Linked DNA regions of Mus musculus: region 2 is linked to region 1. A link is a contact called in ENCODE Hi-C data. All regions are on one chromosome and are shown on one strand. The core of a region is the stretch at or near the end of the contact, and the rest is flanking DNA. Distances in the headings are between cores, read along the strand shown. Region 1 holds the start of Kcne4 (potassium voltage-gated channel, Isk-related subfamily, gene 4). Region 2 overlaps Gm29536 (predicted gene 29536).

Region 1 (5,831 bases), core at 1,558-4,057:
ACACACACAAACCCCACCCTTTGATTCATGATCAAACGGAACACACTTCACTCAGTTCTCTCTTTATTAACACCATTGCTCACAGCCAGGCTTCTTACAGACTTGCTGTGAAGAGGGCCTCTGGGGAAGACTGAGGGAGTCAGGAGCTTGCAAGCCCAAATCTTCAGTTTCATTCCCAGTCTAAGGGGAGGTTCGAAAGCAAAGAGCAGCCTCAGAAAGTGGCTGTGCACGAGAAGCTTCCAGAAGCCTTAGATTATCACCGGGGTACCCAACCAGGACAACCAAACACATAAACCGAGCTATGTCTCTGCTTGACAGTGCTCAGTGATTTCCTCCAGTGTTTCCCAGAAAGATACTTGCAGAGTTTGGGGGCATCAGAGGTCACAGGGTCTCCAGCAGGCAGTCTGTGGTTTCAAGGGTACCTTTTTTCTCTGACACTTGTGACAATGCTTGCTTGTGACAAATCCTTGGATTTGATTCTCCCTCTGCTTCTGACTTCTTAGTCCATTGGCCTCCTTTCTGGATTTGTTCCAGAAGCCAGGACTGTTCTTGGTTTTAGTGCCTTGGGGCAATAGGCTCAGGCCTGGGATTGATTTTGTTTAACACTCAGTGGCTGCTTGGCTTTCTAACACCTGGCTGTCAGCTCCTGCTCCAGCTCCTGTTAAGATGTGGTGACCCATTTCTCTACCTTCTTTTTTCTAGTTTGCAGTGCCTGGCAATCCCCTAGTGATGACTAATCTCATCTATCTCAGGGTACCTGGGCAATACTACTATGGCAAGTACCAATAGGAATGCTTCTCATGGTACTTTCCTATTCTAATATTCCAGATGTGCCATGGCATGCCCATGTGGATTGGACATCCGCCAGTGCTTATGTGGTGGGTGGGTGGAAAAGGTCAGGTCTACCATGTAGCTGTAGAGTTTTGAACTGGCAGAGTGGTGAACCCAGATGTACTGATATGAGTGAAATTTCCTGGCATGAACAACCTTGGTGCTGGGGTCAGTGGCCGATCCCTCCGTGCCGGCTGGAGATTTACGGGGTGAGCACTGACCAAAGCATCTGGTGTGTTGTCCAGTGCTGTAAGTTACTGGTCCAACTCTTTTTCCCAGGATGCCTGTCAGAATTCACATCAGGCACAGAGCCAGACTCACAATGACAGTTCTAGCATCTGGATCGTATGTGCTGTATGCAGTCAGAGGGAAGTTTACATGTTTCTCCGTGCCTTCAGCTCAGTGTCAGTAGACCCATCAATGATGGTGTCTTTAAAGTTGTCATACATGCCAGCCCTGCTGCGGCTCCTTGGACAGAGGCTACTAGATGTAAAGGCTCCTTGCCAGTTTCCCTGGATTAGAATGACAGCCCTTTAGAGTAAACAGCCCAGCGAGCGAGCAAGTTCTTGGTGATTCTTCTCATGTCACGCATAGCAGCTTGTTTTGAACCTTGCTTGGTGGTTCGCTGAGAATACCTGTTTCTCCCATGACCTGTCTGAGATACCCAGAGATGTGTGGCACTCTTGTCTGGTGCTTCAGAGGCACTGCCATGTGAGGTAGAATGGAGCAAAACCTGCTCTCAGTAGCTCTCGCCAGCACATTTCCACTTAGTCCGGCTCACTAAAGAGAATCTGAAGATTTTTGTCTTCATACAAACTCTATCTTTGTAGCTCAGCTGACACAGAGCTCAGGCTCCCCTTGATTTGCCTCTCAATTGCTGCATTAGTGTTGCCCACCAATCTCTGGACAGAATCTGAAAGATTCTAAAAGAGATTGTAAGGACAATATTTGTGAGCATAATGTGAGCAAGTAGAAGCTTGCATTTTAAAGTAGTTAAGCTGAAACAAACCCAAAACTCATAAAGTTCTTAGAACTCTGTTTGCTGAGCAGTCCTGCCCCTCACTAGCCAACAGTTTTACTGCAGCAATACGAGGCCTGGGAAGGTTAAGGGAGGGTTTATCAAATTCACTCAATTAGTGGAAGAACGTAACACGGAAGCAATTGTTTCTTTTTTTTTCTTTTTAAAATATTTTTTATTAGGTATTTTCCTCATTTACATTTCCAATGCTATCCCAAAAGTCCCCCATACCCTCCCCCCCACTCCCCTATCCACCCACTCCCACTTTTTGGCCCTGGAGTTCCCCTGTACTGGGGCATATAAAGTTTGCATGACCAATGGGCCTCTCTTTCCAGTGACGGCCGGCTAGGCCATCTTTTTTGATACATATGCAGCTAGAGACAAGAGCTCCGGGGTACTGGTTAGTTCATAATGTTGTTCCACCTATAGGGTTGCAGTTCCCTTTAGCTCCTTGGGTACTTTCTCTAGCTCCTCCATTGGGGGCCCTGTTAATCTATCCAATAGCTGACTGTGAGCATCCACTTCTGTTTCTTGACTCTAAACCCTACCTTTGCTCCCCACTGTCTTTCATTCTAATGGTTTGGATTCCCCATGAAAACCTATTAGTAACATATCAACCAATCACTTTCCACAAGGAAAAGGAAACAAACTCAGTCAGTGAGAGTGGGCTTTGGGGTATCAGTTCAAATGCAGCACTTTTTTTTTCTCCCCTTTTCACACTTTGATTTTGGCCACCCAAAGCCTCTTGCTCTGAGCTGGGTTGGTCGGTCCGGGACAGGGAGCTCCTACTCCCCCCCTCCTTCTCTCTTCACAGCTGCAGAGTTCAGAGAGTTGAACTGCAGCGCTTTGAGTTTGCTGCTTGCTCAGCCACAGTCAACCTCTGTTGTAAATTTTCCTCCCGGAACACGTGACGATGCATTTCTTGACTATATATCCCAAGGACAGCAGCCGGGCTGTCAGAGCGCAGAGCCTGACAGAGAAGAGAAACATCCTCAGATTTGGCCGTTTAAGAGTTCCACACTTGGGACAAACTGTCAGCTTTTGGTAAGTTAGCAAGACTCCTTGTCTTCGGAGACATGCAAGGGGGAATAGTTCTATTAATAGAGAAAGTTTTCTTTCTTTCTTTTTTATGTAAGGAAACTTTGTTTTGGAAGTTGAAGCTTTTGAAACAAAATGTAAAGTTTGCTTCTGCCGTGCCAGCTAAAGCATGCCTTTCAATTTTAAGATGCTTTCCCCCCATGAATCCTTATATGGTCTATAATGTTCAAAGTATAGAGCTAATGCATAGTTATTTTCTGAAATGTAAATAAAGTGTATAATCTATCCATCCATCCATCTATCTATCTATCTATCTATCTATCTATCTATCTACCTACCTATCGATCACCTGTCTGTCTATCACCGATTTTTCTATCTGGTGAACATTTTTCTCATTTTTTCCTCCTTTCCCTCCCCTAATTTCTCTTACTTGCTCCAAGCTCTCTGAGCTAACCCGTTGACTGCTTGGTGAGATGCCTTACGTTCAGCTCTTTCTTTCATTCCTGTTCTTAATCAAAATAGGTGTATTTTGATCTATTGCAATTTCACGAGCCATGTGCTTGCCTTCTGCCTGTCCCATGGATCCAGGTGGAAGGTTTAACTTGCGGCTCTCTCCCCAGATCCCGGCTGTGTGAGCGGCAATTCAATGCTGAGGATGGAGCCTCTGAACAGCACATACCCCAGCGCTGCAGCCTCCAGCAGCCCCCTCGAGTCCCATGTGCCTAGTAACAGCAGTGGTAATGGCAATGAATACTTCTATATTTTGGTCGTTATGTCCTTCTATGGCGTTTTCCTGATCGGAATCATGCTGGGCTACATGAAATCCAAGAGGCGGGAGAAGAAGTCCAGCCTTCTGCTGTTGTACAAAGACGAGGAGAGGCTGTGGGGGGAGGCTATGAAGCCGCTACCTATGATGTCCGGCTTGAGGTCAGGGCAGGTGCCCATGATGCTGAATATGCTGCAGGAGAGTGTGGCGCCGGCACTGTCCTGCACTCTTTGCTCGATGGAAGGGGACAGTGTGAGCTCCGAGTCCTCCTCTCCTGATGTGCACCTTCCCATCCAGGAGGAGGGGGCTGATGACGAGCTGGAGGAGACCTCCGAGACGCCTCTCAACGACAGCAGTGAAGGCTCTTCCGAGAACATCCACCAGAATTCCTAGCACCCACCAGGTGCTAGGAGGTAGCTCCGTAAGCTACACTTGACAGAGGGAAGACACTTGCCAAGTGCCGGGTTTCGCTTTTGCTCTGCGGCTGCCACATTGAACAGACTGAGGGCAAGCTCCAAAATGGGGCAGGGAGAGACAAGGCTCAGCTGCAGTCCTTGAGGTTCCTGTGGGACTCATCTCTGAAAAAGTCCCAGAGACATACAGCATGACCATTGACTCTGGGGCCTGGGTGGTGGTGGGTCTGTGGTCAGCATCTGGCTGGATAATGTGGTGTTTTTTCACTGGAGGCCCTGGGTAACTTCTGCAGCATCTGTCTGTGCCCAGGGCTGACAACTGCCCAGGGCAGGCTGAAGGACTCGTTTCGATTTGCTAATTTTCCTAGAGCTTTGTTCTTCTAGATCTGATGGGCTGTAAGTATCTTTAATGTGTGCCTGTGGCATTCGATTAGAGACAGTTATATATTTCACTTGGAGGTGGGAGAAAGCTGAAGAGAGAACCCAGATTGTTTGCACAATGCAAAGGGAGAAGGTAATTCGTACACATGTCTGAATTAGCTGGGAGTATAAGCTATGACCTCATCTGAGCTTTTGTCTCACCTGTGAGCTTGAACTCTACAGCATTGCAGGTGAGCATGGCTTTCTTTGCCAGTCAGCTTCCTCATAACCAAGCCTGCATTCGGGATGGCTGTTCATGGTGGTCCTCCTGACCTTCACAGATTGGGTAATGGTGGGGTTATACAAGGCCAAATCATTGACAGCTCTGCTGCAGCTCTTTTTCCCAGCCTAGTTTTCTGAGGCCAGAAAGGACACATGTGGGCCTCATAATATGGGGTTTTGTCACGTAGCTGGACCCTGGAAGGGCATACTTAGGCGAGATCGAGCAGAGCTGGGGTTCAAGCAATGTGCTTCCTGGTCTGAGCCCTGACACTCATTCACTGTGAGGTTCTGGGCATGTCATCACAAGATTCTGCCTACATGAGGCTCCTGAGGCTGTGCAGCCCCAGGGGGCTGGGAGGACATCTTTAGACTTTGTACTGTGTGATAAATCCTCCACAGCCTGGTGTGAGGAAGTTTGGAGCAAGTATTTCCCCTTTGGCCGCTTAGTCTGGAGAAAGATGTGTTGACTTAAAGACACAGTTGGAGACTTTGGATATGTGTAGCTGGGGAATTCGAGGCTGGATCATCGGCCTTCCTTACTGTGGCTTTCCCAGGATGCGACTGAAGAAGCTGGCAGCATAGTTTCCTCTGCAGAGTCGTGTGGATGGGAGGATGTTAACACACCCAACCGAGGGAAAGAGAAATTTAAAGGGAGCTACTCAAGAGCTTTGCAGCAGGCTCTTGTGCCCTTAGAAGACCAGAAGGAAGCAGAAAACTCCCCAAAGGTCAAGTTTGCCTCTAGTGCAAAACCTTCTTAATTTTTATTTATCTGAACTCTCCCTGGATTGGAGACAGAGCAGTCACTAATGTCCCCATGAGGGGTTAACACTATAAGGAGCTGTTTTTTTCAATCAGTTTTGACACAGAGATAGAAAGGTAATTTATGTTAGAGGCGGAAAGGGGCCCTCTGTTCACTTTAAGATTCAGAGTGTGGATCAACTCCAAAGGGGGCCGTTTAAGTTGAAAGAAGCCAAGTTAAGTTTGGCCTCGTGCCTGGAATCACTTGAATTCTGAAACTTTACTGCGACAGACATGTGCGTTGTCACATTTTCCATTGCTTAATCCTGGTTTGGTGCAAGTCTGTCTGCGCCTGTTACAAAGTGATGTATATACTTCCTTCCAG
Region 2 (5,831 bases), core at 1,482-3,981, 48 kb after region 1:
GAAGTTAAGGAATGCAGTGAAGGCGAAGTGATGTGAGTGGGTTGCTGAGGGGGCCTTTGCTTGCATTTACACTTGGGATGAGGGAGAACATGAAGGAGATGATTTTGAGACCCCTAAGAGCTGGTGAAAAGCCCTAAGTATGTGAGGAATCTGGATGTGTTGCCTCTTTGTGGGGCCAAAGGCTCAGATAGGCAAAGGGCAGGAAGGAGAAAGTCTTCCTTTTGGCCTCTGAATGAAGCCAGGACCTCAAATCCTGCTTTACCAGTGATGAAACTGATGCTAAGATCGTGATCTTATCCTGGTGCTCCTTGGCAGGTAGTTAAGAACCTGTGGGGCTGAGAAATATGCTAAGATGGGCCCTTAAACTCTGCACCACTAAATGTAGGTTATGGCTAGACCCATTGCTTCAGTCATGGTCTCCAACCTTCTTAGCCACATGGGAACATATTAGTGCACAGTGGGTGATATGCTCCCCTTTCTGACCCTGAGGTAGCAGAGGTGGCTGCTGCATTGTAGCAAGAAAAACTCCCTCAGTTCAGTACTGTACATTCCTCTTAGACTTTCTGAAACGCTGGGCTCAAGCCCAGAAGTCCTGGGGGAACTCACTTGGCCACTATGTCCCAAATATCTCTTCCAAACATGTGGCAGTCAAGGAGACTATTCCTTTTATGACCTCAAGTCATCTTAGAGTAAAACCAGCCCAGGCTGTAATAGAGGAGGCTGTGGACACAGCAAATAAATCACCAGTGCAGCTGACTGGTTCTACTGGTGAGCCCTGGCTCTATGTCCAACCTAGAGGAGAGAACAGAACATCTAAGCACTGGGCCATTCCTCAGGTGACAACAAAGCCCAGGACTCTCATGCCTTCCTGGTCTTTAATCTGCTTGGTGTGTGTGTGTGTGTGTGTGTGTGTGTGTGTGTGTGTGTGTGTGTGTTAATCTTACAATTAACAATAGGTTATTGATTCAATCTCAGTCAGCTATGTCTGCTATAACAGATACCAAGGGCTGGGTGAAACAAACTGAAGCTTCAGTTCTGAGGGCCAGTCATCTGAGATCGTGGAGGAACACGAGTGACCATCTCGTCATCAAGAACACTGACCCTAGGATAAGGGTCTCCCCTTCACATCCAAATAACTCCCAAAGATGCTCCCTCCAATATTACCCCACTGGTGGGATTAGCACCTTGGTATATACATTTTCAGGACAGGGACCAAGCATGCAGCCATAAGAGATAATGCTTCACTATTAGGAGTTAGCGGGAGAAGGGGTTTCCATGGCATAAGCTCAAGCTTCTGCCTACAGCTTATGTTCTGGTTGGTTAGGTGATCCTATTACAGTAGAAGAGTTTCAGTGGTCATTTCCCTTGAGGACCCTGGCCTGACATCCACTGAGGATGGCCTTGGTCTGGCTATGGCTGTTGATTGTCATGTTACAGTCATGATGCCTGGGTGTCGTCTCTTTGGGCTGGGAGAGACTCACTCTCTCCTGGCACCCACAGCTTAGTATCTCCAGGCCAGAAAAGCAGGGCAGAGTTCATGATGGAGTGGTAAGAACTGAGGCAGAGCTCAGGGGATCTTCTTCTAGTCTGGGCTGTCACTAGCTGAAGGACTTCAGCAAGGTCACTCTTCAGCTGCTTCTCAGTTGCCCCTGTGATGAACAATCAGAGCTGGTGCAGCTCTTGTTCCTTTAATCTATTACCATCTCCCTGTAGTGTTTATGAGGTCTCTAGCTTATAGAAGAAAAGGGACAAAAGTTATTTGGCAGTTATTGTATGGTAGGTACTCAGATAGGCTCTTGATGTCGCTGTCACATTTAATTTGTGGAAGATGTCATTCTGGTTTCACAGCTGCATTACCTGAGCCTCCGGGAAGTTAAACCTGTGTTACATCATGGAGCTGTATGTTAGTGAAAAGATTGCCTGTGAAGAGTATCAGGAAGTTCTATTTATGTTGGCCTAAAGAGCATGGTGGGCTGTGAAAAGGGAGAAAGGGGTACAAGGACTTTCTACCTCTCTGGGGCCTTTTGTTCTCTGCTGGTTTGATTGCTAGGTTGTACGTGACAATATGGTTATAGCAGCTCCAGCCCCCACATCACTTCAAGTGACAGAACACCAAGGAGATTCCTCAGATGTGGGACTTCCAGTGTTAAAGCCAGGAAACTCCCAGGCAAACTGTTAACTGGGTCCCCAGCATTGGCTCAGCTTCAAGTCCAGCAGGAAGCAGGATGCTTCCTTGAATAACTCTTGCAAAATGTTCTGACTGGCTTAGAGTTGGCTGTCTTAGAGCAGGTTCGGACATGGAATCAGTTTCTGTGGAAAAGGAGATGCAGGAATGAAGGCTGGCTTAGGCTTAGAGATAGCTTTGCCTGGCCATATGCATAGGACCCTTTTGTCAACATGTGAAACACGATACATATTGACAAAACCAAAACCAACTCGATAAACAAAATACAAAATACTGTGATGAGGAAGGGGTGAGAGAGAGGCTGTGTGGCTGAATAAGGATGCCACACGTTGCTGGAAAGTGGTAGAGGCAACTTCCTGACCCTTGGCTCCTTACTGGGAACCTTGACGAGGTAGATAATTCCAAGAGATGTTATGGTCACTTGCCAGGTGGGGTCAGGAAAGAACACCCAGTGTGGTTAAAGATCAGTCATTCTGACGCAAGAACTTGGGGGAGTTCTTGGCTCTGCGGCCTTTGAATAGAGGACAGATCTGTTTCTTGGCTTCCATGGCCTGGCAGGATTTATGGAGGCTTGAGGACGGGGTGCCTGTGGCATGTGTGGCTGATTCACTAAGTACACCGACTACTACAGAAGTGAGTATAAGCTTTCAGTAGCAGAGAAGCCTGCAGTGGGTAGCAAGGCAGAGCTAAGCCCACTCCTCAAGGAAATAGGGCCTTTGTGCACAGAGAAGGACATTTATCTAGGAAATCTCTCCTGAAGATTTAAAATGCTGCCGTGTGTGCAGTACCAGCTTGGAAATTGCTGGCTGCTAATACTGCCTTTTATTAAACCTTCCAGCAACATTCACTGGAAAGCTACTAGGCTAAAGGAAAGATTATTTTTGGCTCCCCTACTTCCTGTTTTAGGAGAAAATGATATTCCAGAAAGACTTAACCAAGACTGAGAAACTGCTCACATAATCAAAGTGAAGATAGAAGAGAAATTTCACACTGAAAGTTTTATTCCAAAGTGAGACAAAAAAGTGTGAAAGTCGTTATGAGGGTGGCAATAGAAACATACTGTAATCAAGAAAAAATATGCTTTATTTAAAAAGACCTAATGTTCAAGGTACTGTATGTTGGAGAGGATCAGTGTTGAGTTTATCGTCCCCCATATGGGACATTTAGAAGTGTTACTCCTAGGCATGACTCAATATATGCTTACCCCAAGATTTCCTTGTATCAAACCCCCTAGAAACCCAAATGAAGTTCTATAGAAATTCACTGCGGTCTGTTTTTCTTTCTCTGCCTTCTCTATTCTTCTTGTCACGGTGCCTTGGTTTCTTCTTCCATTATCGTCCTTACTGTTTCCTTTTTCCAATTTACCCAGAATCCGAGGGACTGAAGTCCAGGATTACCACGGGAGCAAAGCCTGACCACTGTCAACACAGACAACTTTAGCATAAGCACCTTAATTGAGTTTTTAGTTTGTGACTGAAATAGAATGGGTTTCTGGTGAGTTGATCAGAGGCAGAAGACAACACAGGCAGAAAAAAAAAAGAAGAAAAAAAATCCTGAAGAGGGGAACAGAATAAAGAACATGCTGTTTGTTTCAAAACTGCCCTTTTAGGGTTAAAACAGAGGGGACTTCCTTACTGTCTTGATTGGAATCTTCTAATTTCCTGGAAAATGGACCTATATCAAAACTAAGTTGGACTCTGTAACCCATTATAAAGTGATTCCATTCTCGTTTGATCTGGTCTGCTGGGGTCCATGAGTCTTTCCCATACTTCAGCACTATTAAGAGTCCCTGTGATGGCCCTGCAGATCATCATATGATGACCATATGGTCATATGACCAAACTCAGGCTAGCGGAAACCATTCTGAGCCTTTCACCTAGATACTGGGGAAATGTACCTGGATTCTGCTCAGAATGTGCAACTGCGGAGGCTGAAGGGCATCTTTATTTACATAAATCTTAACACGGCAGATGGTGTGTAGAGCTTGCACGTACCAGTGTTGTTAAAACCAGGACTTGGCAGTGGCTGAAGTGGGTTGATATTATTATGAGCCAGTAACTCCCCATATTGTTTAAGCCTCGTCAATGGGGTTTGGGTTGCTTACAAAGAAAATCTAACCCAAACCACGATGACACACTCTCTAACCATGTCACTTATTTTGAGTTCAGTGGTCCAAAAGCTTAACTATCTGGAATTTTGGTGAAAACTATGAACTGAGTGTAAGAAGACTTTGGCTAATTGAAAACAATACCATGTCATGTAAGCTGGAGACTCTGAGAGTGACACAAGCAGATCATTGACAGATGGGCTTTGACGTACAATAGAGTCACTCTCTAAACAACTTTACATAAGTTAAAGTTACTATGTAAGTCAAGAATGCACTTAACAGACTTAATTTTGAAACATCATACCTTACTTAGCCTTGTTTTAACTACACACGAGACACTTACATTAGACAACTAGTAGGTAAAATTATCTATTTATTATCTGTTTGATAATAAAGCAATGAACAGATCATGGAATTCACTGACTGCTGTACTGAGAGTGAAAACCAGAATGGTTTGGACAGCTACAGAAGACACAGATGGGTGTTCAGTCAACACCGGGCATGAAAACCATAAGACATAACTGTGTAACACACATTGTTTACCTTGGGGAGACTGGTTGCCTGTGAGCTGAGGCTTGTTACTATGACTCTAGAATTGCTATTGCATATTGCAAGCCCAAGACAGGATCAGCATTCCAGAGTCTAGTTGCTACTGAAGTCATATCTCTTTTTGTTCCAGCATGAAGTGGAAAACTATCTGCTAAATCATGACATATCAGGGTTGGTCTATGTTTAGAATTATCTCTAGAACTAAAAGTCAAGTTACTGTCAGCCGTTTCGCTATTTGGGAATTACACCTACAGCAGACCAGGGGGAGTAGAATCCAGGCAGCGAGGACTCCTTCCTAGTGAAAGGAGAGACAGAGAAACCAAAGGATTCCAAAACTGTAACAGTCTAAGTCATGTGATGTCAGGAAGGGCTGGAGTCTCAGGAATGTTGTTGAGAAGCCCTGAATCACCAGGCTTCTCAACATGCCTTCCTACCTGTTTGCTGTTTGGAAAGGCAGAGAAGTGTGTAGCACTTTAGGAAAGGTTTCTTATGTTTTAATTAGAAGAACAAGAAAGGTTGGTTTTCAGCAAGCGTAGCTTTCAGTAACTAGGAGAGCTTGTGACCAACAACAGTTTCCTGAAGTAATTTAGAAATAATTTTATATTGCATTAAAAGTAATGATTTCTGAACCCATCTGTAGCTTATCACTAAGCGAGGGGCCCTATGTCTCTTGACTTTCTCCTATTTCAGCACAGCCACAAATCAGTTTTGCTACTGGCAATAAGGGACAGAGGAATGTGCCCATGTGGTAATGACACTAAGATGGTCAGCTTAACTGCATCCCCAGGGGAGGAAACATGTTTGTTTAGATCTGTAACACATTTTTTTAAATAGGGTTATTTGGTTCTCTGGAGTCTAACTTCTTGAGTTTTTTGTATATATTGGATATTAGCCCTCTATTGGATGGAGGGTTAGTAAAGATTTTTTTCCCAATCTATTGGTTGCTGTTTTGTCCTATTGACAGTGTCCTTTGCCTTACAGAAGCTTTGC

The links. A loop is a pair of places that touch in the nucleus more often than their neighbours do.
Region 2: a loop to region 1 is called in a map of heart, with 3 times the contacts of the local background. The contact joins the enhancer-like site here to the promoter of Kcne4 in region 1. A Hi-C loop is called at or near these places in 5 of 37 maps with a recorded cell type or tissue (all heart).

What each region holds. Positions count from the first base shown.
Region 1 is chr1:78,814,104-78,819,934 of GRCm38, forward strand. It overlaps Kcne4 (potassium voltage-gated channel, Isk-related subfamily, gene 4), which reads left to right and starts at 2,808. Exons shown (of 2, transcript NM_021342.2): 1 at 2,808-2,893; 2 at 3,508-5,831. The coding sequence starts at 3,534. The coding sequence ends at 4,046. All of the region lies in intron 3 of Gm29536 (predicted gene 29536), which reads right to left.
Region 2 is chr1:78,861,856-78,867,686 of GRCm38, forward strand. All of the region lies in intron 3 of Gm29536 (predicted gene 29536), which reads right to left. Among named protein-coding and RNA genes, the nearest start is that of Kcne4, 48 kb to the left of the region's middle. Within about 2 kb of position 2,732, at least 2 of the 3 ENCODE cell types and tissues checked have a DNase peak (open chromatin) inside an H3K27ac peak, as active enhancers do; they include heart, where a contact is called at or near this core.